Linked DNA regions of Homo sapiens: region 2 is linked to region 1. Evidence: chromatin loops called from intact Hi-C (ENCODE). Cell type or tissue: B cell. All regions are shown on one strand. Links, peaks and the distances in the headings refer to the core of each region. The heading gives the core; the rest is flanking DNA. Region 1 overlaps MELK (maternal embryonic leucine zipper kinase). Region 2 overlaps PAX5 (paired box 5).

Region 1 (16,243 bases), core at 3,571-11,570:
CTTTCCTCTGCAAGTCTTCCGTTTTCTAGTTCCGCCAACCTCCACTTTAATGATTAACTCCCCTTACTATTCTGGCCCTTTCTTTAGATCACACTCCAGGTTGATACTACACATCAAAGTGAAGTATTCAGAACCAAACATAACAAGAAAGAGAGGTCTGCCCAGCACAAGGCAGGGCAATATCATGAGCTTCCCTTGTTTTGAACATCACACTTGTAACAACAAGCTCAAGAGAAAGGCTGCCATCATGAAAAGAAACAGTAAAGACAAATTTTTCCCCTCAATTCATACGCTGAAACCTAATCACTAGTGTAATAGTATTAGGAGGTTGGGTCTTTGGGAGGTGAGTAGGTCACAAGTGGGCTCTGCCCTCATAAATGGGGTTATTACACTTATAAAAGAGGCCCCAGGCCAAAGTACAATGGCTCATGCCTGTAATCCCAGGGCTTTGGGAAGCTAAGGTGGGAGGATCACTTGAAGCCAGGAGTTGGAGACTGGCCTGGGCAATACAGCAAGACTCCATTACTACAAAAAAATATTCAAAAATTAGCCAGGTGCGATGGCTCACATGCGTAGTCCTAGCTACTCAGGAGGCTGAGGTGGGAGGATCACTTGAGCCCAAGAGTTCAAGGTTACAGTGAGGTATGATCAAGCCACTGCACTCCAGCCCAGGTAAAAGAATGAGACCCTATCTCTTTAAAAAAGAAAAAGAAACAGAAAAGAAAAGAAAGAAAAGAGGCTCCAGAGGCCTTTCCCCTTTCTCCCGTTCCACCACGTGAGGACACAGCAAGAAAGAGCCATTCTATGAACCAGAAAGTGGGCCCTCATCAAACACCAAATCTGCTGGTGCCTTGATCTTTTTTTTCTTTATTTTTACTCTCCAGAACTCTAGCTCTATGATGCCTTGATCTTGAACTTCCCAACCTCCAGAACTGCAAGAAATAAATTTCTGTTCTCTCTAAGCCACTCAATTTATGGTATTTTGTCACAGCAGCTCAAACAGACTGAGAGAGCCTTGCATTATTGACTGGTATAAGCACAACCTCATGGGTTACAAAGTAGAGACCACAAAGGTTTATACTAGTGGTACTGTTAAAGTCCAAAGTGCTAAGAATAAGTTTTCATTGTGCTGCTTTGACTATGACCGCTCCTAGAACTGTAGATTTCCCCTCAAGATGGTCTCAACCTCAGAAGCCTAGACACCTTAATACCTGGTATCCTCTTGTTGATGTCAACACTGCTCAAGCAAGAAAATAAATTTTTGAGGTTCCCTCCATCATCTTAAGTGTAAAAAAAAAATATTTTTTTAACTGTAAAAGAACCCCTCTCTCCCGCAGCCTCCTGCCTGTACCTTTACCACAAGGCATATGTGTGAGAAAGGCAGGAGATGGAAGAAGGAGGTTCTACTATCTCTGCTGGGCTCCTGAACTGGAAACAATGAAATGAGTGTGGTAGAAAAGATACCAAGGGTCTAAAAAACATGATTAATCTCAAGCTGTGTCTTCCAAAGAGGATCAATACTTAAAGCGCTCTGAATCCTCAGCCACACATACTCAAATTAAGTACAAAACTGCATACCAAAAGCTAGCCAATTATTTTGGATTATCTGTGCCTACTACATTTCCTGTTCGCCAGGGCAGAAAATGAAACTGACTATAATTTCTATTTGATGCAATACTTGGGTACCAGAACTATGTATGAAAATGGTAGGAGGCGATCATGCGTAGAGTTACAGAACAGACAGCATCTATACCTTAAATATTCAAGGAAATCTGAATTTTTTTTAATAGTTCACTCTTGATGAAACACAACACTGAAAGAGAAAAGCAAATCCTTTAAAAAGCAACAACAATTCATTATGCCTCTCCTGTATATAATTCATTTGATCCTGTAACAGCTCTGCAAGGCAGGCAAAAGAGATTAATGATACAACATGTAAAGTTACTCTATAAATGGCAAAACATGACCCAAACATACACAGATTGACATTAGAATACCCATATTAGAGGTGATAAAATGAAGACTCAGAAAAGTTACTGTGATCTGCCTAAGACTGGCATTTTTCATTCCTAGCCCCAGGTTTTCCTACCATAACACAATGCCACCTCTCCATCACTCTGCTCCAGTAGCTACTTCAACAGACACCAGATAAGCAATGCTCGCCACAAAGGCTGCAAATACACAGGACGTGGGCCCTGAGCTTGAATCAGCTAGCCTATCAGATCCATTCCATTCCAGAACCCTTCGGTGTGCGTTTAAATCCTGGTTCTACACTTACTCGTTGTTTGACCATGGGCAAGTTACTTAATGATTCTGTGTCTCAGTTGCCTCATCTGCAAAAAGGGGCAATAATAGTACCTTCTTCGGAGGATTGGCGTACAGATTAAATGGATTAAAGGAGTTAACACAACATAAAGCCCATAGGATAGTGCCTGACTCTTAAAGGTACTATCCTAACAGTTCTACCTATATTTTACCACAGTATAATATACAGAGAGCCCTTACTAAAATAGTACACTATTCTACTCTACGTGCTCAGTAAATAGTAGCAATTATTAAATTAAGATGTAAGGGAGGCTGGGCATGGTGGCTCACATCTGTAACACCAGAACTTTGGGAGGCTGAGGTCGGCCGATCACCTGAGGTCGGGAGTTAAAGACCAGCCTGACCAACATGGATAAACCCCGTCTCTACTAAAAATACAAAATTAGCTGGGCGTGGTGGCGCATGCCTGTAATCCCAGCTACTCGGAAGGCTAAGGCAGGAAAATCGCTTGAACCCAGGAGGAAGAGGCTGCGGTGAGCCGAGATCACACCACTGCACTCCAGCCTGGGCAACAAGAACGAAACTCCATTTCAAAAAAACAAACAAAAAAAAGATGTAAGGGAAACTGTATACTCTTTTGGAACACTCATAACTTTATATATTTTACTTTATACTGTGTCCCAAATAAAAAAAAACTCTTGGGGTTGTAGAAAGCAGAGACTTTCTTCATTTTGGCATCTAACACAAACAGTAATGTATTCTATCCTATTAGGATCATGGCTGAGAAGATGTGCAAAGCCCTCCGCACATGGAGAAATGATGACCCCCAATGGCTGAACACAGGCATTTGCACCACCCACTCTCTCCACCTCACAAGGGGCACATCACAGCTTCCCTGGTTCTGCTGCTACACTGCTCAGACACTTGCACATTCTGCTTTTCTTAGGATCTTGGTGTGGTTGCTGTTAGAATTATGTTATATTTGCTCAATAGATATTAAAGATGTCATGTAGGGCTGGGGGAATTTAGATAACAGAAGTTTTAGGAGTTGACAGTCATAGGAGAATCAGGAGTGATTTCAGCTCAGGCCACATGGCCCATTAATAGTGGGCAGAACAGTGAGAAAGGGCTTGGAGCAAGTATAGTCTATCTTTCCAAGACGAGCTGGCTACTGGGAAGGATATTTACATTGGTGTGATTATTCCAGAAAGCAAATACCCCACAGCTCTACCAATTCTATGCTGTGGCATATCTGAGACACACCTCTAAGCTGTTGTGTTGATTCATGCACATGTCCTAGTCCACTGCAAAAGTTTTGGTGACATATCAGAGAATATCCCCAATTATCTGGAAACACTATTAAAATACTTCTATTTTTTCTAATTACATATCTGTGTGAGGCTGTATTTTCTTCATTTGTTTCAATCAAAACGATGTTATCAAAACAGGCTGAATGCAGAAGCACATGAGTTGTCTTCTAATAAGACAGACTTCAAAGAAATTGGCAAAGATGTAAAGCAATGCCACTCTTCTCACTACATTTATATCTTAAATAGTTGCTTTTCATTTTTCCGTTCCCTTATCTATAAATAGGGAATAAGAATTGTACAACCTTGAAAGATACACCTTCCATAGTGGCTCTGGGCTTTGTCACATGGCTTGCTTTGGCCAGTGGAACATTAGTAAGTACAATGCAAGCAGAAGCTTGAAAAATGCTAGAGCACTAGGGCTTATCCTCTTTCTTCTTTTGAAATCTAGTTGCTGGCCGGGTGCAGTGGCTCATGCCTGTAATCCCAGCACTTTGGGAGGCCGAGGCAGGCGGATAACAAGGTCAGGAGATCGAGACCATCCTGGCTACCATGGTGAAACCCCGTCTCTACCAAAAACACAAAAAATTAGCCGGGTGGTGGCAGGCACCTGTAGTCCCAGCTACTCGGGAGGCCGAGGGAGGGGAATGGCATGAACCCGGGAGGCAGAGCTTGCAGTGAGCAGAGATCGTGCCACTGCTCCAGCCTGGGTGACAGAGTGAGACTCGGTAAGAAAGACAAGAAAGACAAGAAAGACAAGAAAGACAGAAAGAAAGAAAGACAGAAAGAAAGAAAGACAGACAGAAAGAAAGAAAGAAAGAAAGAAAGAAAGAAAGAAAGAAAGAAAGAAAGAAAGAAATCCAGTTGCTACATAAAAAAGTCCAGGTTAGCCTGATGGACACATGTGGCCCAGGAAACAGCCAGTCTTTCTAGTGAGGCTTGGACCATTCAGCCCAGTTACAAGATGACTGTAGCCACGACCCCAGGTAAGGCCTACATAAGAACAGCCCAGCTGAACCCAGCCCAAATATCTGGTCCACAGAACTGTAAATTATTACTGTTTTTTTTTAATTAATTTATTTTTTGAGGCGGAGTTTCGCTCATGTTGCCCAGGCTGGAGTGCAATGGCGCAATCTTGGCTCACTGCAACCTCCGCCTCCCAGGTTCAAGTGATTCTCCTGCCTCAGCCTCCCGAGTAGTTGGGATTACAGGCATGCACCACCACGCCCAGCTGATTTTGTATTTTTACTAGAAACGGGTTTCTCCATGTTGGTCAGGCTGGTCTCAAACTCCCAACCTCAGGTGATCCACCTGCCTCGGCCTCCCAAAGTGCTAGGATTACAGGCGTGAGCCACCGTGCCCAGCCAAATTATTGTTTTAAGCCACTAAATTTCAGGGTAGTTTTTAATGCAGCAATAACTAATACACAAAATATCCAAGTCCTATAGTAATATCCACATTTTTACCAAGTGGCCATTTGTTTGAAAAAAAGCATTTTTAAGGCCAGGCACAGTGGCTCACGCCTGTAATCCCAGCACTTTGAGAGGCCAGGGCAGGCAGGTCAGGAGTTCAAGACCAGCCTGGCCAACACAGTGAAACCCCGTCTCTACTAAAAATATAAAAATTAGCCAGGCATGGTGGCACATGCCTGTAGTCCCAGCTACTCGGGAGTCTGAGGCAAGAGAATCACTTGAACCCAGGAGGCGGAGGTTGTGGTGAGCTGAGACTGCGCCATTGCACTCCAGCCTGGGCATCAGAGCGAGACTCCATCTCAAAAAAAAAAAAAAAAGCATTTTTTAAAAACAATGTAGAAATAGTATTTTTTAAATTGTTTAAACTTAAATAACACTTGGTGTTGTTTATGTTTTTTTACATATACGCATATTAGACCAGTTCTCAAAGCACGGTCTGCAGATGCCTGAGAGTCTCCAAGGTCAAACTATTTTTATAATAATATTATTTTTCATTTTTCAAAGTGTTGACATTTGTATGGATGGTACAAATGCAGTGATAAAATTGCTGGCAGCTAGGTGCAGTGGCTCATGCCTGTAATCTCAGCATTTTGGGAGGCCAAGGCAGGCGGACCACCTGAGGTCAGGAGTTCAAGACCAGCCTGGCCAACATGGTGAAATCCCATCTCTACTAAAAATACAAAAATTAGCCAAACGTTGTAGCAGGCGGCTGTAATCCCAACTAATCGGGTGGCTGAGGCAGGAGAATTGCTTGAAACTGGGAGGCGGAGGTTGTAGTCAGCCAAGATCGTGCCATTGCACTCCCGTCTGGGCGATAATAGCGAGATTCCCACTCAAAAAAAAAAAAATTAAAATTAAATAAATAAATTGCTGGCACCTTAGTATGAATCAATGCAGTGGCACCAAACTGTACTAAAATATTGTATTCTTTGTCATATACCCATAGTTCGAAAAGAAGCCAGTTTCAATTAAGAATTTCCTTGATAAACCAGTAAAATATATTAATTTTATTACATTTCTGAGTACGTTTTTAATACTCTGTGTGACTAAATAGGAAGTAGCATAATGTACTTCTACAATACCAAAGTTTGATAGCTGTCTCGAGGAAAAGCACCTGTATGACTGAATTATGAGCTCAATTAGCCATTTTTTTCTTTTTCTTTTTCTTTTGAGATGGAGTCTCACTCTCCTCCCGGGTTCAAGCTATTCTCCTGCCTCAGCCTCCTGAGTAGCTGGGATTACAGGTGTGTGCCACCACGCCCAGCTAATTTTTGTATTTTTAGTAGAGACAGAGTTTCACCATATTGGTCAGGCTGGTCTCGAACTCCTGACCTCATAATCTACCCGCCTGGGATCCCAAAGTGCTGGGATTACAGATGTGAGCCACTGCACCCAGCCTCTTTTCTTTTTGAAACAGAGTCTCGCTCTGTCACCCAAGGCTGGAGTGCGGTGGCGCTCTTAGCTCACTGCAACCTCTGCCTCCCGAGTTCAAGCAATTCTTCTGCCTCAGCCTCCTGAGAACCTGGGATTATAGGCACTACCATGCCAGCTAATTTTTTGCATTTTTAGTAAAGATGGGGTTTTACCATGTTGGCCAGGCTGGTCTGGAACTCCTGACCTCAAGTAATACGCCTGCCTCAGCCTCCCAAAGTGCTGGGATTACAGGTGTGAGCCACCGTGCCTGGCCTAATTAGCCATTTTTTTCAAAGAACACCATTTTGATGAGAAAGAACACGGACTAACTATAGTTATTTAGACTTAAATGTTCAGCAGACATTTTCTCAAAAATGAACCAAGGGAATTTGTCAGTTCAAGGAGAATGACATATTTGTTGTCAATGATAGAATTTTAGCTTTTAAGCAAAAATTAGAATTTAGAAAACTTTTATTTGCCACCATGATCTTGAGTGCTTTCCAATAGTTAAAGACTTTTCTACTGAGATCAGTAGTGATTTTAAGGAATGTGATTTAATGTTGTATAACGAAATGTGTTAACGTTTGGAAGATTTGCATAACTCAGCAAACCAGTGTTTTCCAAATAACCAATGCATCATGTTATGTGAGGAAAAGATCCAATGGACAGAACAATGGATTTTATGGAATACAGTACAAAATTTCATTGATATGGCTTCAGATTCCACATGCAATTACCCTTTAAGAAACTACCATTTGTCAAGTTTTAATGGGCTATCAGAAACTGTCTGAATGGCTATTAGAATTTTTCTTCCTTTTCCTATTGCATATCTGTGTGAGGCTGCATTTTATTCCTTGGCTTCAATCAAAACAACCTATCAAAACAGACTGAACACAGAAGCAGGTGGCTATACAGGTGTCTTCTATTAAGCCAGACTTTAAAGAAATTTGCAAAGTTGTAAAACAATGTCATTCTTTTTGCTAAATTTATTTTGTAAATGGTTATTCTTCATAAAAATATTTGTGTTAATATGCAATAGTTTTATCATATTAGTTTTTAATGAATAAATAAATATTAAGAGTATAAAGGGATCCTCAAACTAAAAAGTTTGAGAACTACTGTACCCTCATAACTTCTCTGGGAAGTAGAACTGGTTTAACCTACTTTTTACAGATGAATAAATAGGTTCTGCAAAGTTAAGTAACTTGTCCAAGATTCCCAGAGCACTGTGACTGACTGCACATGAGAAACACCTGGGAGCTTTTAAAAACTCCCATTAAGTGTTCTGGGATGGGGAGCAGGCATTTCTTTTTAAGGTCCCAGGTAATTCTCATTTGCAGATGGGGTTAAGGAACCACTGTCCATTAGGTTACAAGTCTCCCAAACACCAATCTGATTAATATATTTTCTTGTATATTTAGACCACATCATTGTAGGTTCTGAATTCACCCAAAGACCACACAAAGTCAAAAAAAAATTCTACTGGATTTCATTTTACTTACAGGATTCTTGCTTTGCCACTCAACAGGATAGTTGTAATCTTGCATGATCCAGGGATGGTTCAATAGATTTTTCATAGAAATCCGTTTCTTTGGGTCCACCTAGTGGCCATTAAAAAGTAGCTAGAGATTAACATTTCAAATAGAGAACATAGAACACCTTTCCTCCTGAAAACTAAAAATGCATCAGAACAGATGTAAACTTTATCATCACAAAAATGCTGTCAAAGACTTTAAAATGGCCTTGGAAGAAATTCTTTTAAAAAGGCAACAGAGGCAAGAAAACTATAGCAACCAACACAGGCTTAGAAGATAAATGTTTAACAAACATGAACTTCATTGGTATGGACATTATTCGTGAAGTTCAATCTATTGTATGATGTAATAGTCTTTTGCTGGAAAACCTATTCACGGGAAATATTCACCAATTAAACATTCAAGCAGCCACAATGCAGGGCATTCATACTGAATATGCAATCTCTACCTCCAATGAGCTTACAATCACACAGAACAAGTTGAAAAGCACACCTTTCCATTTGTAATTTTCAAATGTAAGGAGAGAAAAATTAATCAACAAAGATTAACGTTATTTTGGAGTCTAGAAGAAAGAGTAAGGCATTTTCAATCTCATTACGGAGATTTGGTGGTCTGGCCCTACTTAATCAAGGTGAGTGAGCCTGAGGTAAATTTTGAATAAAAGATGGAGATGACTTAATAGATGAAAAAACCAGAAGATATTCTGAATACATAATGAAAAAAAAATTGCACTAAGAAGATACTCATATTTTCAAAGTGTTTCCTATCAATCTCATTTTGTCCTTATAACACTACATAGCAGTGAGGCCAGGCTCAGAACCCCCATTTTATAGATCAGATTAGGTGATACATTGATTAATTGGTAGAGTGCTTACCTAGGCTTCAGCACTCCTATCTTTCACCCTCAGAGGCTCATTCCAATAAATCTGTGGTTCTCAAAGTGTGGCCCCAAGACCTGCAGCATCAGCATCTTCTGGGAGCTTGTTAGAAATGCAAAATTTCAGTCCTGCCTCAGATCTATTGAATTACACACTCTGGGGCTGGAGGCCAGCAATCTGTATTTTAACAAGCCCGGGGTAATTTTGATATCTGCTGAAGTTTGAGAACCACTGCACTAGGTAACAGGGCCCATTCAATAGTACATCAACTCATTCAAGTATTTATTCAGTATCTACTAACATACTTAATGAGCAAGAGTTGGGAAAAGGCGGGATGCCGTGGCTCATACCTGTAATCCCAGCACTTTGGGAGATCAAGACAGGCAGAACGCTTGAGCTCAGGAGTTCGAAACCAGCCTGGGCAACGTAGCGAAACCCCATCTCTACAAAAAATACAGTTTGCTGAAAGTAATTATAAGGAATGAAGTGATAAATAAAATTTAAAAACAACCAAAAAAAAAAGAAAACTAAAGAAAGAACACAAAAAATTAGTCAGGTGTGGTGGTGTATACCAGTGGTCCCAGTTACTTGGGAGGCTGAAGTAGAACTAACACTTGAGCCTGGGGGTCAAGGCTGTAGTGGGCCAAGATCATATGACTGCACTCCAGCCTGGGCGACAGAGTAAAACCCTGTCTATAAAATTTTTTTTTAAAAAAAGAGGCCAGGCTGGGTGCGGTGGCTCACACCTGTAATCCCAGTACTTTGGGAGGCCAAGGCGGGTGGATCACCTGAGGTCAGAAGTTCAAGACCAGCCTGGACAACATGGTGAAACCCCATCTCTACTAAAAGTACAAAAATTGGCCAGGAATGGTGGCACATGCCTGTAATCCCAGCTACTTGGGAGGCTGAGGCACGAGAACCACTTGAACCTGGGAACCCAGGAAGCGGAGGTTGTGGTGAGCCAAGATCGCACCGTTGCACTCCAGCCTGAGCAACAAAGCAAAACTCTGTCTCAAAAAAACAAAAGCCAGTGGCTCACACCTGTAATCCCAGCACTTTGGATTTTGAGAGGTCGAGGCAGGCAGAAAACGTGAGGTCAGGAGTTCGAGACCAGCCTGGCTAACATAGTGAAACCTCGTCTCTACTAAAAATACAAAAACTAGCCAGGCATAGTGGCACACGCCTGTAGTACTAGCTACTCAGGAGGCTGAGGCAGGAGAATTACTTGAACCTGGGAGGCAAAGGTTGCAGTGAGCCAAGATCACGCCACTGCACTCCAGCCTGGGCAACAGAGGGAGACTCCATCTAAATAAAAAAAAAAAAAAAAAAGAGCTGGGGCCAGGTGTAGAGGCTCACGCCTATAATCCCAGCACTTTGGAAGGCTGAGGCAGGCAGATACCTTGAGGTCAGGAGTTCGAGACCAGCCTGGCCAACATGGGAAAACTCTGTCTCTACTAAAAATACAAAAATTAGCCAGGCATGGTGGTTCACACCTGTAATCCCACCTACTCGGAAGGCAGAAGCAGAAAAAGCACTTGAACCCAGAAGGCGAAGGTTGCAGTGAGCCAAGATCACGCCACTGCACTCCAACCTGAGGGTCTTCTAAGGAGTGAGACTCTATCTCCATCAATCAATCAATCAATCAATAATTTTGGAATAAAAGAGAGTGGAACAAGAACTAGTTAGAGAAAACAGAAAATTCGCAAAGTAAGAAAAACCATACCAGCTATAACATATGGTAGGTGTCTAAAATAAACTAGGTTTACAACATAATTAAGAAAGGATCTAATAGAGGATATTTTCAAGGTAGATATGAGTGGGATTTTTTTCAAGCTAATAGGAAATGATGTAGCACCACAGATATCTTAAAAGTTGAACCAAACAATTACAATAGACTTCTATTATTTAAAAATAAAGTTTACCTGCAGCATTTGTTGAAGAAGCAGAATGCTACTGGGAGAGAGCCACTTGGGAACATCATATTTTCCTCTCTACAAAAACAAAGCATTTAAGAGATTCAGGTTCAATCAGCCTTGACACAAATTCCTTAGGTAATAACATGCTGGAGGTTTACTTTTAAGCTTGAAGACTTCACCCAACTACAATACTTGGTAAACATTATTAACTAAAAAAAATCAATTTCTTGGCTGGGCGTGGTGGCTCACACCTGAAGTCCCAGCACTTTGGGAGGTCAAAGCGGGCAGATCACCTGAGATCAGGAGTTCAAGACCAGCCTGGCCAACGTGGTGAAACACTGTCTCTACTAAAAATACAAAAATTAGTCAGTCGTGGTGGCAGGCACCTGTAATCCCAGCTACTCAGGAGGCTGAGGCAGGAGAATCACTTGAACCCAGGAGACGGAGGTTGCAGTGAGCCGAGATCGTGCCACTGCACTCCAACCTGGGTGACAGAGCGAGACTCCATCACAAAAAAAAAAAAAAAAAAACAATTTCTTGCCTTAAAGAAAAAATCGGGCATATTAAATACTATCATTGCCTCTAAATTATCCACATATCAGAGAAGGGCTAGAGCACAAAGAACATAACAGTAGAAAACAAAAATGTCATACAGCTTTGGAATCTGTAGTATTAAATGGACAGTAAGTATACACTGTAGTCTATTTTTATACTGCTGAAACAATTATTAGTTTATAATTTCAGAGCAATTATCAGTTGACAAAATGAAGCAGCAGAAAAGCATATTTGGTGACAGTACATAGGCTATGGTTAAAAACAGGTCATCCACAAAACAGAATTCACAATCTTTGAGGAAAACTAGTGAAAGCCACTTTCTAAGGTAAATACCTCTTTTAGGACTAAAAGAGACTAAGAAGGCAAATGTATACAACCTAGTATACTCAGAAATTATGGCCACCAAGTCATCAAAGAAAAGATCAGGGACTTGGCTAAATGCTAATACATGATAGAATATCTCTTTACACACTTACCACACACATCCTCTTTCCCAATTCAGAGGAAGCAATACAACAGTTTCTCACAGCAGAAATCACATTGTTTAATGATGCTAAGATAACAGGTTAATTATTTGAGAGAAATTGATTGAACTGTAATTCATAGAACATACCAAAATTAATTCCACCCAGATTAAATGAAAATACAAAACCAGGCTGGGCGTGGTGGCTCACACCTGTAATCCCAGCACTTTGGGAGGCCAAGGCAGGTGGATCACGAGGTCAGGAGTTCAAGACCATCCTGGCTGACACAGGGAAACCTTGTTTCTACTAAAAATACAAAAATTAGCTGGGCATGGTGGCGGGCACCTGTAGTCCCACCTACTAGGGAGGCTGAGGCAGGAGAACTGCTTGAACTCAGGAGGCGGAGGTTGCGGTGAGCCCAGATCGTGTCACTGCAGCACTCTAGCCTGGGCGACAGAACGAGACTCCGTCTCAAAAAAAAAAAAAAAAAAGAAAATACAAAACCATAAGAGTACTTAAAGAAAGTATGAGTGATTATTTTTAGAATCTTTCTAGACATGACAGCAAAGCCAACAACTATAAAGAGTAATATATGACAAAATTAACGTTTGATATTTCTGTATAACAAAACATCATTGGCCGGATGTGGTGGCTCACGCCTGTAATCCCAGCACTTTGGGAGGCTGAGGCAGGTGGATCACGAGGTCAAGAGATCAAGACCATCCTGGCCAACATGGTGAAACCCCGTCTCTACTAAAAATACAAAAATTAGCCGGGCGTGGTGGCACGCACCTGTAGTCCCAGCTACTCGGGAGGCTGAGGCAGGAGAATTGCTTGAATCCGGGAGGTGGAGGTCGCAGTGAGCTGAGATTACGCCACTGCACTCCAGCCTGCCAATACAGCAAGATTCCGTCTCAAAAAAAAAAAATTCATTAACAAAGTTAACAACAAATTGAGAAAAAGCCTTTTCCAAAGGTCACAGGCAACTGTCACTGACTACTGCTGACTCCCAGAGAGCTGGCTAGAGTATCTAAAACCCCTCCTTCCCAGGGATAGGCATGGAGCCCAGGCAGCAGTGAGCCTTCAGGTTGGGGTCCAGTTGGCCATACATGAGGCTTGGTAGGGAGAAATAAATTCAAGGCTTCATTGCTACAATTCAAAAACAAACTCTGAGCCAGGCACAGTGGCTCATGCCTGTAATCCCAGCACTTTGGAAGGCCGAGGTCAGGAGTTTGAGACCAGCCTGACCAACATGGTGAAACCCCGTCTCTACTAAATACAAAATATTAGCCAGGCGTGGTGGCGCATGTCTGTAATCCCACCTACTCAGGAGGCTGAGGCAGAAAAATCACTTGAACCCGGGAGGTGGAGGTTGCAGTGAGCCAAGATTGTGCCATAGTACTCCAGCCTGGGCAACAAGAGTGAAACTCCGTCTCAAAAACAAAACAAACAAAAAAGACTTTGTCAGTTTCTGTCTCTGGCAAGTGTTAAGGTGCCCTGGCAAGGGATAAATAAGAATGGGCTCTCAGGCTGGGCACAGTGGCTCACGCCTGTAATCCCAGCACTTTGGGAGGCTGAGATGGGCGGATCACCTGAGGTCGGAAGTTTGAGACCAGCCTGACCAATGTGGAGAAACCCCGTCTCTACTAAAAATACAAAATTAGCCAGGTGTGGTGGCGGGCACTTATAATTCCCAGCTACTCAGGAGGCTGAGGCAGGAGAATCACTGGAACCAGAGAGGCAGAGGTTGCAGTGAGCCGAGATCGCGCCATTGCACTCCAGCCTGGGCAACAAGAGCAAAACTCTTGTCTCCAAAAAAAAAAAAAAAAAGAGAGAGAGAGAGAATGGGTTCTCTGGGTAATACTGAGTGCTTTCGATAAAGGGAATAAAAATGTAATAATATTAAAAGTCATTTGTAAAATGAAAGCTACTGTTCTTCCTAGGAAACACTTGTAGGTCAGTCCATCTACTCTCATCAGAGAGGCTGATTTTTGACCCTTTCTTTTTAGATTCATTGTTTGACAATGCTTCTCTGGGACTTTCATTACTTCTTTAACATAATTGAAAGCCAGCCTGCCATAACATCTTAGGACTCTGAGTGATCCATACCTGTCTGTTTTCCACTTCACCTTTAAGGTGGACTGATTCTGTAAGAATTATATCCTAGACAGTTCATAAGAACAGAGAACCCCAATGCTGGTACAAGTCAATGGCTTCCTCACCTATCTGCCTCCATCCTTCTAGCCGCATTCATTTACAGTTGGCGTGTGTGTGTGTGTGTGTGTGTGTGTGTGTGTGTGTTTGCGCTTGTGCTTGTCCTTGTCTTCTTTGTGTTCCCAGACTAAACTGAGGGTCAGGCTGCTACTTCTTTTCTTTTTTTTTTTTTTTTTCTTCTTGAGATGGAGTTTCACTCTTGTTGCCCAGGCTGGAATGCAATGAGTGATCTTGGCTCACTGCAGCCTCTGCCTCCCGGGTTCAAGCAATTCTCCTGCCTCAGCCTGCAGAGTAGCTGGGATTACGGGTGCCTGCCACCACCCCCAGCTAATTTTTTGTATTTTTAGTAGAGATAGGGTTTCACCATGTTGGTCAGGCTGATCTCGAACTACTGACCTCAGGTGATCCGCCCGCCTCAGCCTCCCAAAGTGCTGGGATTACAGCCGTGAGCCACCATGCCCGGCCTCTTGGGCTGCTATTTCTTGAGGCCCAATAACAAGATATAGATGAACTGGGGAGGAAGAGTTTTTATTTCTGTAACCAGCCACAGGGAAAAGGCCTGGAAATTATCACCAGACCAACTCAAAATTACAAAGTTCTCCAGAGCCTATACACCTTCTAAGCTATATGTCTACGTGTAAGTGTGCATTTATCTAAAAACGTAAGTGACTAACTTCTTTTAAGCTATAACTAAGGTCTGAGTCCCGAAGACCTTCTGGAGCCTCAGTAAGTTTACTTAATCTAAATGGGTCTAGGTGCTAGGGTGATTACCCTTATCTTGTATCCTGCTAAATCATAAAGGTTTGGGGAGTTCCTTTAGACTCCAAAGAAATTGTTTGTGCTTTCTTCAGACCCCCAAAAAATTTGTTTCATCCTAAAAGGGTCCTGAGAAGAATTCCTTCGTTATCTTGTCATGCTTCAAGGCCCTGGAAAAGCCTAGGCAAAACTCTTGGTGGGCTCTTTGTTACATTCCAGCCTTGGTATAAGGGCACTGGCTCAATCAGCTTTTAGTGTATAACCTAGCCACTCAGTCAGTGCTGGGACAGTTGTAATGGAGGCCTGCATTAGTGAGACCTGGCCTGCCACACTTGCACTTATATTTCTAACCTAGAACCCTTATTCAGTGCATTTTGTCTTTCATTCATTTTGGAGGCCCTCTGGAGTTTGTCATAGACCAATTCCTAATTATATCATAAACAATTCTGCGATGAATGTAACCCTTCATAATTTTTTCTTTTTTTTTTTGAGATGAAGTCTCACGGCACAATCTTCGCTCACTGCAACCTCTGCCTCCAGGGTTCAAGCCATTCTTCTGCCTCAGCCTACTGAGTAGCTGGGATTACAGACATGCACCACCATGACTGGCTAATTTTTGCATTTTTAGTAGAGACAGGGTCTCATCATGTTGGCCAGGCTGGTCTTGAACTCCTGGCCTCAGGTGATCCACCCGCCTCAGCCTCCCAAAGTGCTGGAATTACAGGCATGAGCCACCTAGCTGGCTCAAAGTTTGTTTTTGAACTACAGCAATGAAGCCTTGAATTTATTTCTCCCCTACCACGCTTCATCTACAGCCAACTGGACCCCAATCTGAAGGCTCACTGCTGCCTGGGCTCCATGCCTATCCCTGGGAAGGAGGGGTTTTAGATGCTCTAGCCAACTCTCTGGGACTCAGCAGTAGTGAGTCACAGTTGCTGCATGACTGGCCCTGACCTACTTGGCCCCACTCTCGTATCTGAGCTTTACTTTATTCCTGAGACCCAGGCTTTTCGTGATCCCAGTCCTGAGGACTTGCCTTGTTCTCTTTCTTGGCAAACTGCTTATTTGCCCGGTCTCAAATATTTCAGCTTGCTCTTGCCAGGGTCCCATAGAGAGTGGAGATCAGCTTGGAACAAAGAGCTTCCTATGTGCTGATCAAAAGGCCGTGAGCTGCCTGAGTCTCTGATCACAGCCTGCTCCTAGAGTGTCCTCTATCAGCTTCATTCCCTGTACTCTGGGTGGTCTTCCCTCTGCTGTTTGCAAAGCCGTTTGCTGCTTACTCTCTGGACACTATCTGTACTGGGTTGAACAGTATCCCTCCAACTGCACAAGAATGGATTTCTGTTGTTTTAACCCATCACTCTCCAGTATTTTGTTACAACAACCCTAGGAAACTCATACACTATCTATGAGGGTTTAGCTGCTTCACATCACCTCCCCCATACCAGCATCTGTCCACCTCAAGGAC
Region 2 (16,243 bases), core at 3,095-11,094, 220 kb before region 1:
GAGGCGGGAGGCTCGTGTGAGACCAGGAGTTTGAGGCTGCAGTGAGCTATGCTGGTGCCACTGCACTCCAGCCTGGGCGACAGAGTGAGACCCTGTTTCTAAAAAATAAAAGAATAAAATAAATACAGATTGAAAAAAAGAACCCAGGCGGGTCTGTCTTTGAAGATCCATTGGACTTATCCTTACGTTTTTCTCCTGATCTGTGACAGCAGTGTGAAGCAGCTACCGCAGGAGGGAGAGATCATGCAATAGGGTTTGTCTTAAAGTTTCCCCTGGGCTGTCCCCAGGCTGTTTCTCAGCACCTTGTTCCTTCCTTCTCTTGAGCAGATGAAGCCCCACGCCAGGACTTAGGGTTTGGTGGCTGTAGAGCAGGCTGGACCTCAGTCCCCACTTGTCCAGTCAGCCGGTGACTCTGGTGCAATGAACAACCTGCCCTTCCCTGCGTGCCTGCCCTGCCTGCCCCCTTGGTCTGTTTTAAGGGCATCTTATTGGGCCTTTTTAACCTTCAGATAAATGGAGAGGCGAAAGAGACCCTGAGAGTAGGTGGGAGCTCATGAGCCTGAGTTTCTGCCGCATTGGAGGACCACCTGCTCCCAGCATACAGACTGGCACAGGGCAGATGCCCAGTGAACATGTAAGGAGCCACCTTAAAGAACCTGTGGGCCAAGACGGGAAACAGGCACGCAAACCTGGGCAGGGCTGAACCCAAAGCCGCCCACCTACCTGCTTCAGACCAAACGCCCCCAGCCAGGGGTGGCTTCTCTTTCCTATGTTGCTTTTCCTTTCCATCTTCTTTTTGGTTTGTTTATTGGGGGTCATAGCATGATGGATCCACGTGCCAGCCTCTCAAATCGCTGCTGTTGGGCTGTGTGGAACATCTTTTGGAGAGAACATGATCTGCCAACCACAGGATCTGAAGCAGCATGAGGACCTCTCAGGGGCGCATCTATTCCCACCCCAGAACGCGGTGCTGGGGACTTCTGAAATAGGAAGGCCGGACTGCTGCCTGCGAAGTTCATTGCTGCGGGCGGGAGAATTGACCAGGCTCCCCCTTGTGGAGAATCGGGATGCATCGTCCTCCTGCATTCCTGGTGTGTGGCCAGACAGGACTCCGCACCCACACCCCTCCTCAGTTTACCCAGAGCTTCCACACCCATCTTCTCTTAGAATCCTCACCACAACCCCGTAGGGACCCATTTTTATGGCTTTTGTGACAGGCTTAGCGAGAGGTAGAGAGGCCCAAGATCATGCAGAGCCAGGACTAGAATTCAGCATGCTTTCCCTCTACCAGCTGCCTCCACACACCTGGCCCCGCTCCGTGAGTGCCCTTGGCTTTGGCCAGCTGACCCTCTGCTTGCATAGCCACATGGCCTGGCCCTTCCCAGTCTTGTGGCATTAGGATAGAAAGGGCCAGAGGTGTCCACTCAGTGGGAAGGTCAGTCTTACAGTAAATCCTTGCAACAGCCTCTTTCCTGGTCTCCCCATTGCCAGTCATGACCCTTTAGTCTATTCACAACAACGTGGCTGCAGTGAGCCTGTGAAAATTGGAGTCAGGACACGTCCCTCCTGTGCACACTCAGAGTAGAGGCCAAAGTCCTGACCTATCTCCCACTCCCCACTTCCCTCCCTGGCCTTCTCTCCCCTCTCCCCACCCTGGCTTCTCTCCAGCCACATAGGCCTCCTGGCTGTCCTAGCCACACACCTCCCACACTCCTGCCCCAGGGCCTTTGCACTTGCTGTTCCTTCTGCTTAGAGGGCCCTTCCCACAGATATTCATATGGCAAACTCTTGCTACCTTCATTCTTTCTTCAAAAGTCACCTTTTCAGTGGAGTCATCCCCGGTCACTCCATCTAAAATTCCACCTCCTCCCAATATTTCTTATTCTGTCTCCTGCTTCATGTTTTCTCTTTAGCACCCATCATTATCTAGCATGCCGGACGCTTTGTTTTTACTTGTCTGGTTTACTGTTTTGTTTGTACCACTGGAATATAAGCTCCATGAGGGCAGGGACTGTTATCTGCTTTGTTCAGGGCTATATCCTCAGGACCTGGTACCTAGTAGGCCCTCAATCAGTATCTGATAGATGAATGGATGGATGAAATTGCGACTGTCTGCAGTGGGCCTGGTACCTAGTAGGCCCTCACTCAATATCTGATAGATGAATGGATGGATGAAATTGCGACTGTCTGCAGTGGACCTGGTGTCAAGGCAGATGCCACCAGGGCTCCTCAGGACATCTCTGGGCCCCTCCCACTGAGCCCTGCATTTGCCCTCTTAGGTGGTTTCTTCACTTATCTTTCCTTGGCCTCCCAAGATATCTTTCCTCCCCTCCTCTTCCCTCCCCTCCCCTCCTGCTGACTCCCTCCCTGCAGAGCCATCTCTCAGCCAGGTGTGTGGGCTGGTCACAGGGGATACATATGAAAGTGTAAATCTCCTAGAAAAAAATGGGTCTTCATCAGCACAGGACTGCATGGGGCTCCTGCCTTCTGGTCCAGCCTTGGGAGCTGTGAGGGTCATCCTAATTCAGCTCCCTCCATGGAATGGCCCTGTCAAGCTCACTGAGTCATGGTGGCGGCTGCCTTGTGGCCTGCCTGGAGTCTCCCATAGAAGCCAGCCCTTCTCAGTGGTTAGCTTATGGTGGCTGCCTGCTTAGAAGCCAGTCTCCTTAGGGGCCCCATTTCAGAGGCCGTGGGAACTGGACACCAGCATGCCTCTGAGGACGCTAGCGAAACTCTTTAACAAGGATCAGTGCTTCTCAAGCTTTATTGCACCCAAATCATCAGGGATCATCTCAGAGAGCAGATTCTGCTTCATAGAGTTGAGGGTGGGTGCAGGAGGCTTGTCCTCTAACATGCTGCACACTGAGTACCGAGTCCCTGCCCCCTGTCTCTCAAACTTGCTGTACATTGGCGTCACCTTGGAAGTTTCGACAAATATTACCATCTGCCTCCCCCCGCTTACTCCGAGCTCCCTGTGAACTAGTATGAGATATGGCCTGGTCATCTGGATTTTTAAAGCTTCCCAGATGATTTTTTTTTCTTTTTTGAGACAGTCTTGCTCTGTCACCCAGGCTGGAGTGCAGTGGTGCAATCTTGGCTCACTGCAACTTCTGCCTCCTGGGTTCAAGTGATTCTCCTCCCTCAGCCTCCTGAGTAGCTGGGATTACAGGCATGTGCCACCACGCCCGGCTAATTTTTCTATTTTTAGTAGAGATAGGATTTCACCATGTTGGTCAGGCTGGTCTCGAACTCCTGACCTCGTGATCTACCCGCCTCAGCCTCCCAGAATGCTGGAATTACAGGTGTGAGCCACTATGCCCGGCCCCCAGATGATTTTTTTTTTTTTGAGACAGAGCCTCACTCTGTCACCCAGGCTTGAGTGCAGTGGCGTGATCTCAGCTAACTGCAAGCTCCACCTCCCGGGTTCACACCATTCTCCTGCCTCAGCCTCCTGAGTAGCTGGGACTACAGGTGCCCACCACCATGCCTGGCTAATTTTTTTGTATTTTTAGTAGAGGTGGGGTTTCACCGTGTTAGCCAGGATGGTCTCGATCTCCTGACCTCGTGATCCACCTACCTCGGCCTCCCAAAGTGCTGGGATTACAGGTGTGAACCACTACACCCAGCCCCAGATGATTCTTAATGTGCAGCAAGGCTTGACAGCCACTGGCCTGGGTCACTGCATTATTCCTGCCCGCCTCCACCTCCCCTCAGGGCAGCTTTGCTGTAGGAGAGCAGTAAAACTTACAGGAATTTGCGGACACAGTGAGGAAGGGTGAGGAGCCGGGGAGGGAGGAGGGGGCACATCCCACTCTCAGTCAGCCTTGGGAGAGAGAACCCCAAAGGAATGAATGTCGGGTGCAGACGCTGAAGGAGAGGGGCCACTGAGACCCTGAGGCTGGCAGGGGGAGGGAGGGAGAGGCCCTGGGAGCTTTTTCAGCCAGAGGAGTGACCAGGAGAGCCGAAGCAGCTGGGTGGTCCAGCCTGGGTCTTTGGCTTCTTCCTTGACCCTGACTCTGTTAGGAGAAATAACTCTCCCTTCCCTACTTCAGCCCGGCCCGGCTTTCATACCTGTACAAACACACTGGCCCCAGCCTCCCAGGGTTGCAAGTAATTTATGTGCGCGCCTGCCCCTCCCGCAGACTGTGGGCTCTCCGTGGGCAGGGACCGTGTCTGATTCATCTCCGCCTCTTCCAGCCCCAGGCCTGGCTTGCCGGGGGCAGGAAGGGTGTGCAGAATTGAGCGCGCTCCTCGGGGTGCAGGGGAAATCGGGGCCTCTGTGCTGCTGAGTTCTCAGCACACAGTGAACCCCGAGCGTCCTGGTAGTAATTGTGGAGGTAAATCTTGTCTGGTCTCCTCGCAGACACTTGGTGAGGCATTCCATAAATATGTCAGCAGAAGCATTAAAATTTGATGGCAGGCAGCGCAGGTCGGGACTAGCACTGCGACTTCCCAGCAAGGTATGACACCTTCACCCTCCGTCTCATTAGTCAGCGGCGGGACATTCAGGCCTCAGCGCTGAGCCCAGCAGAGCCAGGGGAGGTGATTTCTTCCAAGGAGGACCCCTGGCTGCTCTGAGGGACAGGCCAAGGTCTGGGCCGCAGGAAAGTAAGTCAGCTTTGGGCTGAGCGAAGGAGTTCCTGAAGGCCTTGGGAATGTGCCAGGAGGTTTGAGGGTCTCCAAGCTGGAGGGGGCTGGGCCATTTTTGGAGGCTGGGAGCCAGTAATAGAGGCTGGGGGCTGGTTTTAGCTTTCCAGTCAGTCTTGTGGAAATTATCTATTTGCCCAAACACAGAAAAAGCCTCATAGAACATTTTTAAAAGGTATGGGATTGGATTCATAATTTTAACAAGCAAAGAGTCATTTGGGCAGAAACTGGGGGGAGGAAAACTATTCCTTAGTGGCAGAAAGACTGGAAACCAATCTTGTCTGTTTCCCACCCTGCCATTGTCCATTTGGGGAAACTGAGGCTAAGTGAACCTGGAAGGGATGGGTAGAGACGGAAGATCAGGGACTTGGACTCCTAGTTTGAGGCTTTCCTTACAATCAAGAATTTTAGGCATTTGTTGAAATATGAGAAAAACATCCTGAAATATAATTTTGCTCAAAAAAAAGTCCCAATGTATCTGTTTTTGCAATAGACACACAAAGCATGTGCTGTGTGCCAAGGATTGAGCTAAGTATCAAATAGCTCCTCACATTTGTATAATACTTTTCAATTCACAAAGGACTTTGAAATGCATCAATATTTAGTCCTCTGAGTGTTGTAATTACCATACTGCAAATTAGGAACTCAGACTCAGAGATTCAGGAGACTTCTTCGAGGCTGCCCAGCTAAGTGGCTGCTGGGCTTTGGCCAGGACTGACTGGCTGCACACCCAGGGGCTTTCCACCACCTCCCAGTTACCAACATGGAGTGGCAGCCACTCCTGCCCTCAATGCCTGTGCAGAAAATCAGCGCTCCCCTTTCTACAATTATTTACAAAAACCATGACGTGGTTCAGAGCTGTCAGGAGCCTTGGGTTTATCGGCCAGTATCCTACATTCTCAGCTGCCTTGTTGGGGAGTTGAAAGCAAGGACAGTCGTGTCTTTGTGGCCCATTCCATGTCAGCACCGTGTGCGTCCTGCTTACTGGCCTCTTTCTTGAAAGAAAGTGAGGACTCCCTTCCCTGGGGACAGAGGCAGTACACTTTGACTCAACAATGCAGCCTGGGCTGGCAGGTGATGGGACAGATTTCGGTACCCACTAAATGACAACATTTGAATGTCCTCAAGCCCACATTGCAGCCACTTCTTACAGGAAGCTTTCCTGGATACCCTAGCTAGTATGAAGTTCCATTTCTACTCTGCTTCTGAATCCATCTTGCCTTTTGCTGGCACCCGAATGTCTAGTTTTGGGTCTAAGAATCCCCTTTAATGCAGGCAGTTCCCTGAGGATTGAAGCCTAGGCGCATTTCACTGAGTATGCCTTACTGGGGGCCTAGCTCTGAGCTCTGAATGGAGTAGGACCACAGTGGATGCTGAATTAAATGGAGTTACCAAAATACACAGCATCACCAGTATAGGAGTCTAAAAGTGAAACATAGTCCCCAAGTCAAAGCTTAAGATAAGTTTTCCCCAAATTTAGTATAGGAGGACAGTGAAGAACTTTAGAAACTTGGGGAGAGATGTTACTTTCTACCATGCCCTACCTTTTAAATCATTCATTCCAACTCTGAAGTTGCTCCAGGTAGACCCATGGGAAGTGTGTATGACTGCCTGAACAAACCCAGTTGAGGCTAGACACACGAGAACCTAGTGAGTTTATTTGACACTTATCATGAATACATGAGTTGGATTTTCCTGGGAATGTAGTTCAATGTTATTCCTACTCAACTCTGCAGAACCTGGGGCCAAGTGGGTTAGGCCCTGGGATGGGGGCTTCTGGCAACATTCTAGACGTTCAAAGAGACTCTTCGGGTTTCCAGGCCAAGCATCTGCCAGTGGCCAAATGGATGCAGAGAAAAGGTGCTAAGGACAAAACCTAGAGCCTTCCTATCTTTGTAATCCGGCTTCAGTCTGGTACTGCTCTTTTTTTGCTTCTCCCTTTAGAAAATTTGTGTATTTTCAAGGTCAGGAGATCAAGACCATCCTGGCTAACATGGTGAAACCCCATCTCTGCTAAAAATACAAAAAATTAGCCAGGTGTGGAGGCGTGAACCCGTAGTCCCAGCTGCTGAGGAGGCTGAGGCAGGAGAATGGCGTGAACCTGGGAGGCAGAGCTTGCAGTGAGCCGAGATTGCACCACTGCACTCCAGCCTGGGCGACAGGGCGAGACTCCGCCTAAAAAAAAAAAGAGGAAAAAAGAAAGACGAAAATTTGTGTCTCTTTATTTTAGCTTGTACTTTTGCACTCTTTTGAAGTGAGCCGAACTGAGTGCTGTCATTATGTGGCAGGGGAGGCCTACTGAGGCCTGCAGGTGGGAGCTAAGCCGCTCAGGAGAGCACCAGTGTCCCTTTTCACTCATGGGACCTGCACGGTGGTTTCTGCAGTAAACACAGCCCACTTCTCTTTGTGTGTTTTATTCCCTTTCTCTGCCTTGCTGTCTCCATGTTTCTAGCAAAGATCGGGACTGGTGTTTCACTAATTCTTTCCAGCATGGATTTCACGACCTTTTCTGTTCTGACTCTGAAAGGGGCTGGCTCAAGGAACATCTGCTGGGCACACTTAGTGCTCACTCAGTCTGCATTGGTATTGTGGGCAAGCCCTGTGCTGGGGGTGGGGCTGCAGGGACCTGTCAGTCACAGATGGTCAGCCTTGGTTCCTGCCATTGAGGAGAAGCCAGACCCAACAGCAGGGGAAACAAGACAGGGTCACAGACAGCCCTGAATCTGTGTGCCCTGGGACATGGGCAGTGATAGACCCAGGGCTGGGGACTCAGGGACCAGTGGGGGACTGCTCTCAGCTGGGATGATTAATCCAGAAAGCCTTCCTGGAGGAGGTGGTATTTGAGCTGGGTCTTGACAAATAGGAGAATTGGACATGAGGAAGGGAAGGAAGGTGGTGTTTGGGATGAAGGAAACAGCATGAGAGATGGAAACGGCCCCGTGGAGTAGGTGTGCAGAACAACTGGTGGTGTGGTTGGCCTGGAATATGGCTTGTGGCGGGTAGGGGTGGAGTGGAGGATGTGGGCAGTGGGAGGTGTGGCTGAGAAGCTCCATGGGAACCAGCCCCTGAAGGGCCTTGACCGCCACCAGGCGGCGTCTGGGGTGTTGATCTTCACAAAGTGCTACCTGTGGGCACTCCCAGCACAGGGCACTGCAGTACCCCCCTCCCCACCTCACGCATGCACACAAATCAGGTGTTATCTTGCACCCTAGTGAGGCTTCAGGGGGGTCATTTGTACATGCCCATTGTTTGCTTAGATGAGGGCAGGACAGGACAGAATTTTGGAATAGGACCACAGCAGCAGAATGGATTAAACTTGGACCAGTGTTGTTCAAAATGTGCCATGGCATAGCCAGGGATCTCAAATGGAAATGCCTGCAGGGGCCAGGCAGGTTACAGAAAGAAAGGTCAGCCTTGGAGGCAAGTACAACAGATCTAGATAGATGGAAGTCCTGTGGCTACTGATACTTGCCCCTTTCAAACACCAGGAGCCGATCAATTGTTTCCTCCTGGCCCCATGTGTCTCGAGGCCCCCAGCTCTTGCCTGTGATGGATGGCCAGCTGGTGGAGTCGGACCTGTGCCCTGTGGCAGAGGCACCGTGATGCCGCAGTGGAGTTTGTTTCCACTGAATTCCCTAGAGGATCCTTGGATTTGGGTTTTTGTAGTTGTAGACAACAGGAAGGGGACACAACAGCCTCTTCTTTACAGAGGATCACACTGAGGCCCAGAAAGGCCACTTGGCCACCGCACAGCTGGCAGGTGGCAGAGTCCTGGCCTCCACGCCAGGCTCCCTGGGGCTCACCCAGGCCTGCCGTCCAGCTGTGGGGTCCGCGGCTCTCGGGAGAAACAGAAGTGAGACACATTGTGCATTCTGCCCCTCATGCTCACCCTCTCTCTCGGTTTTTCTCTTCCCTCTGTTTTTCTGAAGGCCCTCGTGGCTGGCCTGAGCTGGTGGGAGAGAGGTTTTTCCCAGCAATGGATCGATGCACGGCTGTCGGGGCCGACAGGCTGACCTTTACTGAGCTCAGGTTTTCATCTCCCTGTTGGGAGCCCAGGAAGGTCTTGCTGTGGAGAGAGGAACGGTGAGAAGCCTTGGCCTGCGAGGGGGAGAGGCTTGGCGTGGGTGCAGTGAAGACAGCTTCTGAGAGCTGAAAGCCCTTGGAGGTCACTTATTTCAATTTCTTCCAAACACACCACTTTTACAGATGAGAAAACTGAGACTTGGTGAGAAATGACTTGTCCAAGGTCACTCTAAGAGGCTTTGACACAGCTCCAGAATCCAGTGTGTGTGTATGTGTGTGTGTACACATCCAACATACATACATCTGTATATTATAAATATTATACATATTATTACGTATACATACACAGATACATTATATGCATGTGTACGTGTATATCGGGAGTGTCTATACATGTGTATTATGAAAGCCTGGCTGTGGCTACGTGTGATGCCGTGCCTGCGCTCACTCTGGTCGTCAACAGTTTGGTCCCGCAACATCCCGGGTAGCCGCCGATCCCTGAGCCACCAGGCATTTCATGCAGTTCTGCAAAGCCATGGAGAGGAGCTGAAGAAACCTCATGGTCCTTTTCAAATCGTTTCTTCCTCCTCCTCCTCTGCAAAGATTTTCTCTAAGCCCAGTTTGAATCCTTCAGAAACAGAACTTGGCTGCGAAGTCACTTTGAAAGACTTTCCATATGTTAATTGCAGCCGGCCAAGGTCTGGAGCAGAGGTGGGAGCCCACCATCTGCAGACGGGGTCGGCCCCCAGTGCGCTCTGCAAATCCCCGTCATCTGGCAGGTGTCGTTTTGGGTTAATTAAGAGCTATACTGAGCCCGTTTACCTGTCACTTCTGAGAATTTTAGGAAACTTTGACTTTCTTGCCATCTCTGAGCTTTGAGCGAAGGGGAAGCTGAAAACACCTCTGAATCTGGTGATGTTTCTGCCTCTGGGATCTCCAGGACAGCTGCATTAAGTGCATCTTATCATAACCCCTTTTTAAACTTTTTATTTTAATCAGTGTTCTCTAGTTAGTGCATTGGTTTTTACAGTCACGTCTTCTATATTGGAAGACAGTACTGTTTGGGGGAAACCCACCATTTGTCTGAAATTTCTTAAGGCTCTGCTTTCTCTCTGTGTCTTTGAGGAAACAGCATACATTCCTCTAGCTTTGTTCTGTGTAATGGCTTTGGAGAAACTTTGAATTTGCAGGTCAGGGGCTCTTTCACCCATTGGGGTTTGGGGCTGTCAGTGCTAACCTCAGAGCTCTATGTTCATGGAGGGATGACTCAGTTACATCCCCAGATAGCTGGGTTCTCGGTTGGTCAATAGGCCCCCTTCTTCAGTATGAGAGAATTTTCTCTCTGTGCTGTTGACAATGTTCTATTAATATATCTTGGTAGGGGTTTGGGTCACACAGATCTATGCATTTGTCAAAACACAGCAATAGCACATTTAAGATTTGTGTGTTTCATTATGTGTAAATTTTGTATCCAAAGAAAAAACTAGTAAACAAGTAATGAACTTCAGTTAATTGTATGCATGCTGAAGTACTTAGGGGAAAGTGTACTGATGTTTGCATTTACTTGGAAATGAAATACACATTAAGGTGAAAGAAAGGCTAGAGGGATGAAGATCGATATGACAAGCAAGCATAAGAAAACATTGATGGTAGAATTAGGAGGTGGCTACATAGGTGTTCACTATAACATTCTTTCAACTTTGCTGTATGCTTGAAAAGTTTCAAATACATCAGGGGTGAAGAAGGATGTGATGAGAAGATTTCCCTTTCCTCTGCTGGCCCAGCTCAACGAGGTGTTCCTTGGGATGGTGGGATCCCTGGGGTCTGGGAATATAGGCCAGGGTCCCAGGCCCTGCTCTGTTCCTGACTGGCTAGAAGACCCTGGGGATGGAAAGGTTGAGGGAACGTATCTCTAAAGTTCATCCCAGGCCTGATCATCTGTGACTATGAGTGATGGCACAGGTTGGTAAGTTTCAACATAAGATGAATTTGTTGCGTGAAGGGAGGAAGAAGTGCATTGCTCGGGGTTAGGCAGAATGCCGGGAGGGACTGTCAGCCTTGAGATGCCCAGTGGGAAGCCACGTTCCTTCTGCCCCAGCCCGGGCTCCTCTGCTCCGCGTCCTCCTCACCAGGGTTATTGTGAGGGTGAGGTGCCATGGCCTCGGAGCTGCTCCTTGACTGCCAGCGTTCTGTTTCTAGTCTCGCCGTCATTTTTTTCCTCCGAAGGCTACCTTCCAGACAGTTCCCACGCAGCCCTCCCCTCCTGTCTACCTGGCCTCTGAGGGACTGCATGTGCTGGGCCTCTGCCAAGTCCCTTCTCCTTTCTGAGACTCAGTTTCCCAATCTGCGACACAAGGGCATGTTGAGTATGTGGATCTCACCAATCCCTTCCGGTTCTGTCACTTCCACAGCTCTGTATTTCTTTCTGTCACTGGGTTTCCTCTTCCCACCTGCCCAGGATCAAAGGGTGAAGGGGCAGGGGGAGGAGCTGGGATCAGAGGGCTTGGGTGGGGGCAGAATTTCTGAGTTTGTTCTCTCTCAATGAGAGAAGGTACCTAGTCCCCACCACACAGGGGTTTGCAAAGAGCATCTGCAAACGTGAAGTCATTTGATCTTCTCCATAAGCTTAACAAGTAGGGATTTTCCTTCCCTCCATTTTATAGATGAAGAAACTGAGACTCAACAGGTGAATGCATGTACCCAAAGCCACACAGCTTGGAAGAGGAAGAGCCGGCCTGGAGCTTGGGTCTGTGTGACTTCAAAGGCCATTTTCTGTCTTCTCCTCCAATGTGGGCAGCTCTGGGCAACAGCAGAGAGCAGAGCACACCTTGGGTGTGGCCTGGAGCATGGCCTAGAAGGGGACCAGCCCTCTGTTCTTAATTCTGTCAACAGCAGCTAGAGAAGGGGGATCAGAGAAGGGGGATCAGCCCGGATGCCCTGGAATCCCATCGTGGGCCATCTGCCTGCCCCTCCTCCCTGCCTTTGCTCATGCAGTTGCCTCCTCTGGCCCCACCATGCCTTTCTCTGATTCCAATAATCCCAACAGCTGGCCAGCATCACCTGGCACTTTGAAATCAAGGTAAAATTGATTCAAACCCTCATTTGCCACCTAGTGGGAAAATCCTATGTTCTCCTTAAGATTTCTGCCCCATTTCCAGGTGGAGGCTCACTTTCCCATGCTCACCTCAGGCTCAGGCTTCTCGGGACATTCTTCAGCCACTTTCTTTCATCTCAATCCCGCTGGCTCCTTCCTCTGATTTCCATGTGGGGAGAAAACACCAACCCGGCCATCCAAGGCATTTGAGTGTGAGTGAGCAGAAATGGCAGAGGTAGATTAAACACCCAACAGACAACTGAAAATGGGAACTTGGGCACCCCACTTCTTCAATGTTCTTCTACCCCCAGCCCCACCGAAAGCTATCAAATTACGTTTAGGGCCTCAGTTAGTTTTCAGAGGAGGCTCTTTCTTCTTCCATCTCCACCCAACATCCCCAGTCCCCTTGGCCTGGGGAAAAGGTAGTTTTGTTCTTCCAGTAACATTCTTTCACTTACTTCTTGCCAATCCTATGATGTAGGTGCTTTTATTTTGCCCATATTCAAGATGAGGAGGCTCTGCCTGGAAGGTTCAATCGCTTGCCCAAGGCCACAAAACCAGTGAGCAGATGGCCTGATGGCAGAGCGTGCTTTCAGCCCCGCCGCAGGAATGCCTGTGTCCACCACATGCCCACCTGCCTTCTGCCCCCACAGCACCATTTTGGGGCCCAGTTTACAGTGCCAACTGCAGGCCCAGTCCCATGAGGCTTTGGGTCCAGTCCTGTTTTCTCCCCGGGACTGCTTGCTCCTGGGGGAATGCCGATGGAGAAGTTGGAGGCACGTGTTTTGTTGTTGAAAGAGTTCTTAGGGGTTTCCATGTGACCAACTCCAGAGAGCGCCAGGAACCACCTCTGAGAATGGCCATGTGCTGTGTGTCTCCCAGAGGCGGGTCTCACTGCCCACTGAGGGACAGCCACTCCGATGTAAGCTGGCACCTACCAGAACTCACAGCAGCTTTTCTATGAATACGTAAAGAAAAGTTTCCCAATTCCAGGGGTTAGTATTTTTGAGAGATGCCAAAAGTGTGGGTCAGTTAGAAGGAGGCGAAGGGCCCGTGGTGTCCCTTGTGCTGGGCACGGTCATCTGAAAGGGGTTCATTGTGGGAACTTTGTCTTGGGCCTGTTGGCTGCACCTCCGGAGGCCGCAACAAAAGACAGAAGCAGGGGCTTTCATTTCCTTCCCCAAGAATGTCCTTCCTGCACATGAGGAACATCATTTTGTGCCTAAGGATGCCACTGCTGTGTCATCTCCCAGGTCCAGTCCCTCTTGCTTAGACTGTGGCCACAGCCACCTGGAGGGGCCCCCTGACTGCAAGCTGTCCTCCTCCAGCCTGTCCTCCAGATTCTGGCACTCACCAGTCTGAAGCCTTGGCTGATCCCAGCCCTAATGAGAGAAAAGCATTACACTCTTGCCCCACGCCTGCTCTGCCCTGCAGCTGCCTCTGCGGGGCCTCACGGAAGACCTGGCCATGCAGGGGCCACGTTCTGCCCAGCCCCACTGCCGGGCCTTTGCTTGTGCCTGGAATGCCCGCCTCTCTCTGCCATCAAAGTCCTACCCACCCTTCAAGTCCTGGTTCACGTGGTCGCTTCCACTCCCAGAAAGTGTTCCCAGGCCTTCTCTGGACTGTTGACTAAGGACCTAGCTTCTCCGGATCTCATGGGGTGAGGGCTCCCTACACTCAGACAGCTTCTTGTGTGGCACTTCAGATAATCAGACACCATCCCAGAGTCCCCAGCAGGTGGCTGAACCAGCCTCTAGGTCAGCCTCACGACCCGTACATGGTCAAACGCCCCTTACCCAGAGCGTATTGCTCTCATAGGGCAGGGGCCCCATGTTGGGGGTGCCCACCACACTACCACTCTTAGCACACCAGGCAAGCCAGTCCCTGGTAGGCTCATTTCTCCCACCAAGGGGCAGGATGGTGTGGTGGGCAATGGAATAGGAGAAATTGGTTTGGATCCTGGCACATAGCAGGTGTCCAACACACCCCTGGCTGTGGGTGCTAATAACGGAGGCCGTGAGAGCTGTCGCCTGAGTTAGAGAGTCTGCTCTGGAAGCGTGTGCCTGGTTGACCTAGGAGTCTCATTCGTTCATTCATTCATTCAACAAATAATTATTCCTGCCTACTAGAGGCCAGGCCCTGTGCTAGAGGTTGGGATCAACACGTGAACAGACAAAACTCCCTGCCCCCATGGAGCTTACATCCTAGTGGAAGAGGCAGATTATAATAAGATAAGCAGGATAAACAAGACAGGTTGGATTGTGATCAGCTCTATGGAGAAAAAAAAGCAGGAAAGAGAGATGGGGTGGAAGGAACTTCCCTTTTAAACACAGTGATCAGGGAAGGCTTCCCCATGCTACAGAGAGCTGGTGAGCAACCAGGAATTGTTCAGACACTCATTGTCTGCTGTGGACTGGGCACCAAGCTGGGGTGAGGGTGGCACACAGGTGCAGAGAGGAATCCAACGGACCTGCAGGGCCAAGCATGCCCACGTACAACGGATTCCCCTGCAGGTCAGGGCAAAGCCAGTGCTGCAGAACCACACGGGAGACTGGGATCGGAAGAGGAGGGGTGGGAGAGGGGCTTCCCAGAGGAAAAGGTAGCCAAGGACCTCTACATTCACCACTGTAAGGCTAGAAAGGTGGGGACAGGGTAGAGGATGGTGGGTGACACTGACTTAGGCACATCCTATGAAGGAATTGGGAGCTGTTTATGGCCCTTTGCAGGAGCCAAAGCCAATCTGGGGATGGATAATATGTCCACAATGAACTAACTCCAGCCAGATGGACCTGAGACTTGCACTTTGTGGGGCTGGAGATCTGGGAGGCTTCCTGGAAGAAGTGGCCTTGAAGCTGGGCCAGGCAGCAGAGGCGACGCTAAACAAAGATGCAGAGGTGGCCTCTGCCACAGTAGCCCAATGCCCTGGGCTCGGCATTGTCAAGAAGTGCCTCTGATAGGGCAGGTCCACGGGTGCTCAGAGTCCCGAGGGGAGGGCGCTGTCCCTGTTCTCCAGGCTGCGCTGTGTCTCTACTCCCCCACCTGAGGAGGAGGAGGCTCCGTGGTGCTGATGGATATGCCGGAGCCGGGCGGCTGCAGCCCACTGTCATCGGGCTCTCCCTCTGCATGCCAGAACCTGACACCCTGACCACTGAGGCATAAAAAACAGAGAATTGGAAGGCTCAGCCTGTCAGGCTGGGAGTGGCCCCCAGAGAGGCCCGAGGAGGAGCGCGAGCATGTGTGTGTGTGTGTGTGTGTGTGTGTGTGTGGACACGCTCTGCCTGTGGTTGTGAGGTGCGGGGGAAGCCAGCTAGACCTAGGAGGTGGGAGTGGCTGGCCCCTCAGTCCTGCCTCATTATTCCTGCCCCACCTGGCAGATCCCCAGGGGCCCACCTCTAGGCTTGGGTTGTAGGAGAGAGAGCAGGCTCTTGGTCCCGGGTTCTGGCTGGCCCGTTCTGGAATCTCTCACCCTTCGGCCCTTTGTAAGCATCCTTGTAGGGGATCGTGGAGGCAGGCTTGGGCCACGAGTGGGCTCATGGGGCTATGTAACTCCTGTCACCTCCAGTAGGGAAGGGCTCCCATGCTCTGTACCCAGCAGCAGCCAGCTTTCCATGCCCTGTTCCAGGGCCTCTACTGAATACAGTCTGCCGGGTACTGGGCACCTGGCGATGAGTCCAGGCTGAAGCCTACTCTTTGGGATCCCCTATAGCCATGGGGGAAGACAGGCAGGCCCTGCCAGCTACAAGACCAAGGCAGCAAGGTGGTAAGGGACAGAATTGTGAACTCTCCTCCTAGTGACCTGGCCAGTAGTAAAGAGGCTCTCCTGGGACGGGCACCCAGAGCCCAGGGAAGTGCCAGAGGCAGGTATTACTGCTCCATGAGCACCTGGCCTGAGTGAACCATGTTCGGGTCCCACCATGCCCCACAATGCTCATCACACCCTGGCACACCTCACAGCTCCTGCCCAAGCACGCCCACAGCTGCCAACAGCTGCCCCCTCCCCAGTGGCCAGAAGGCCCCAACCACTCCCTCTTCTGTGCTCCCCTAGCCCTTTGGCTTGTTGTTTCATTTCAGCACAGTTCTGTCTGCCTCCTCCAGGCAGAGGGCCTGGGTTTATGTCTCATCTCCCTGACGAGACTGAGGCCCCAGGGACAGCCACCCCTGCCTTCACAGCACAGAGGGCCAGGCTAGGGTTGAGGTTACCTTTGGCTTCTCTGTCCAGAGCCACTCATCAGCAGGTGGGGGGTAGAACTGAGCCCATTCTGGGGTCCTGGATTGGCTTCACTCAGGGATGAGAACCAAGCAGTCTGCAGCCTTGAACTTAGCAAGGTGTATCAAGACCATTTTGTGAGACGACCTGGGCATCAGCCTTCTCATATGTAAAATGAGCCAATGACCCCAAGGAACATCTGGCACATGGGGCCACAGAACGACATGGGAGTTCCATGGTACACATGTGAGAGTCTGCCATTCACTCCCACT

What was found. Hi-C counts contacts between places; a loop is a spot of excess contacts. Peaks named below come from ENCODE experiments on the same cell type or tissue, not always from the same donor. Only the 100,000 strongest peaks of a DNase experiment are listed, where the experiment ranks them.
Region 2: a loop joins it to region 1, with 8 times the contacts of the local background. A loop is called at or near these places in 11 of 110 quality-filtered maps.

The regions. Positions count from the first base shown.
Region 1 is chr9:36,624,917-36,641,159 of GRCh38, reverse strand. MELK (maternal embryonic leucine zipper kinase) reads right to left here. Exons shown (of 18, transcript NM_014791.4): 9 at 10,793-10,861; 10 at 7,960-8,058. Among named protein-coding and RNA genes, the nearest start is that of MELK, 60 kb to the right of the region's middle. In B cell, for the core only: CTCF peaks have their summits at 7,898 and 8,097 (motif pointing left); a DNase peak (open chromatin) is centred at 8,049.
Region 2 is chr9:36,847,138-36,863,380 of GRCh38, reverse strand. The region is part of intron 8 of PAX5 (paired box 5); the gene reads left to right. Among named protein-coding and RNA genes, the nearest start is that of MIR4540, 9.0 kb to the left of the region's middle. RefSeq lists enhancers at 10,820-12,019, 14,524-15,363. In B cell, for the core only: a CTCF peak has its summit at 7,739; a DNase peak (open chromatin) is centred at 7,750; H3K27ac peaks cover 3,073 bases.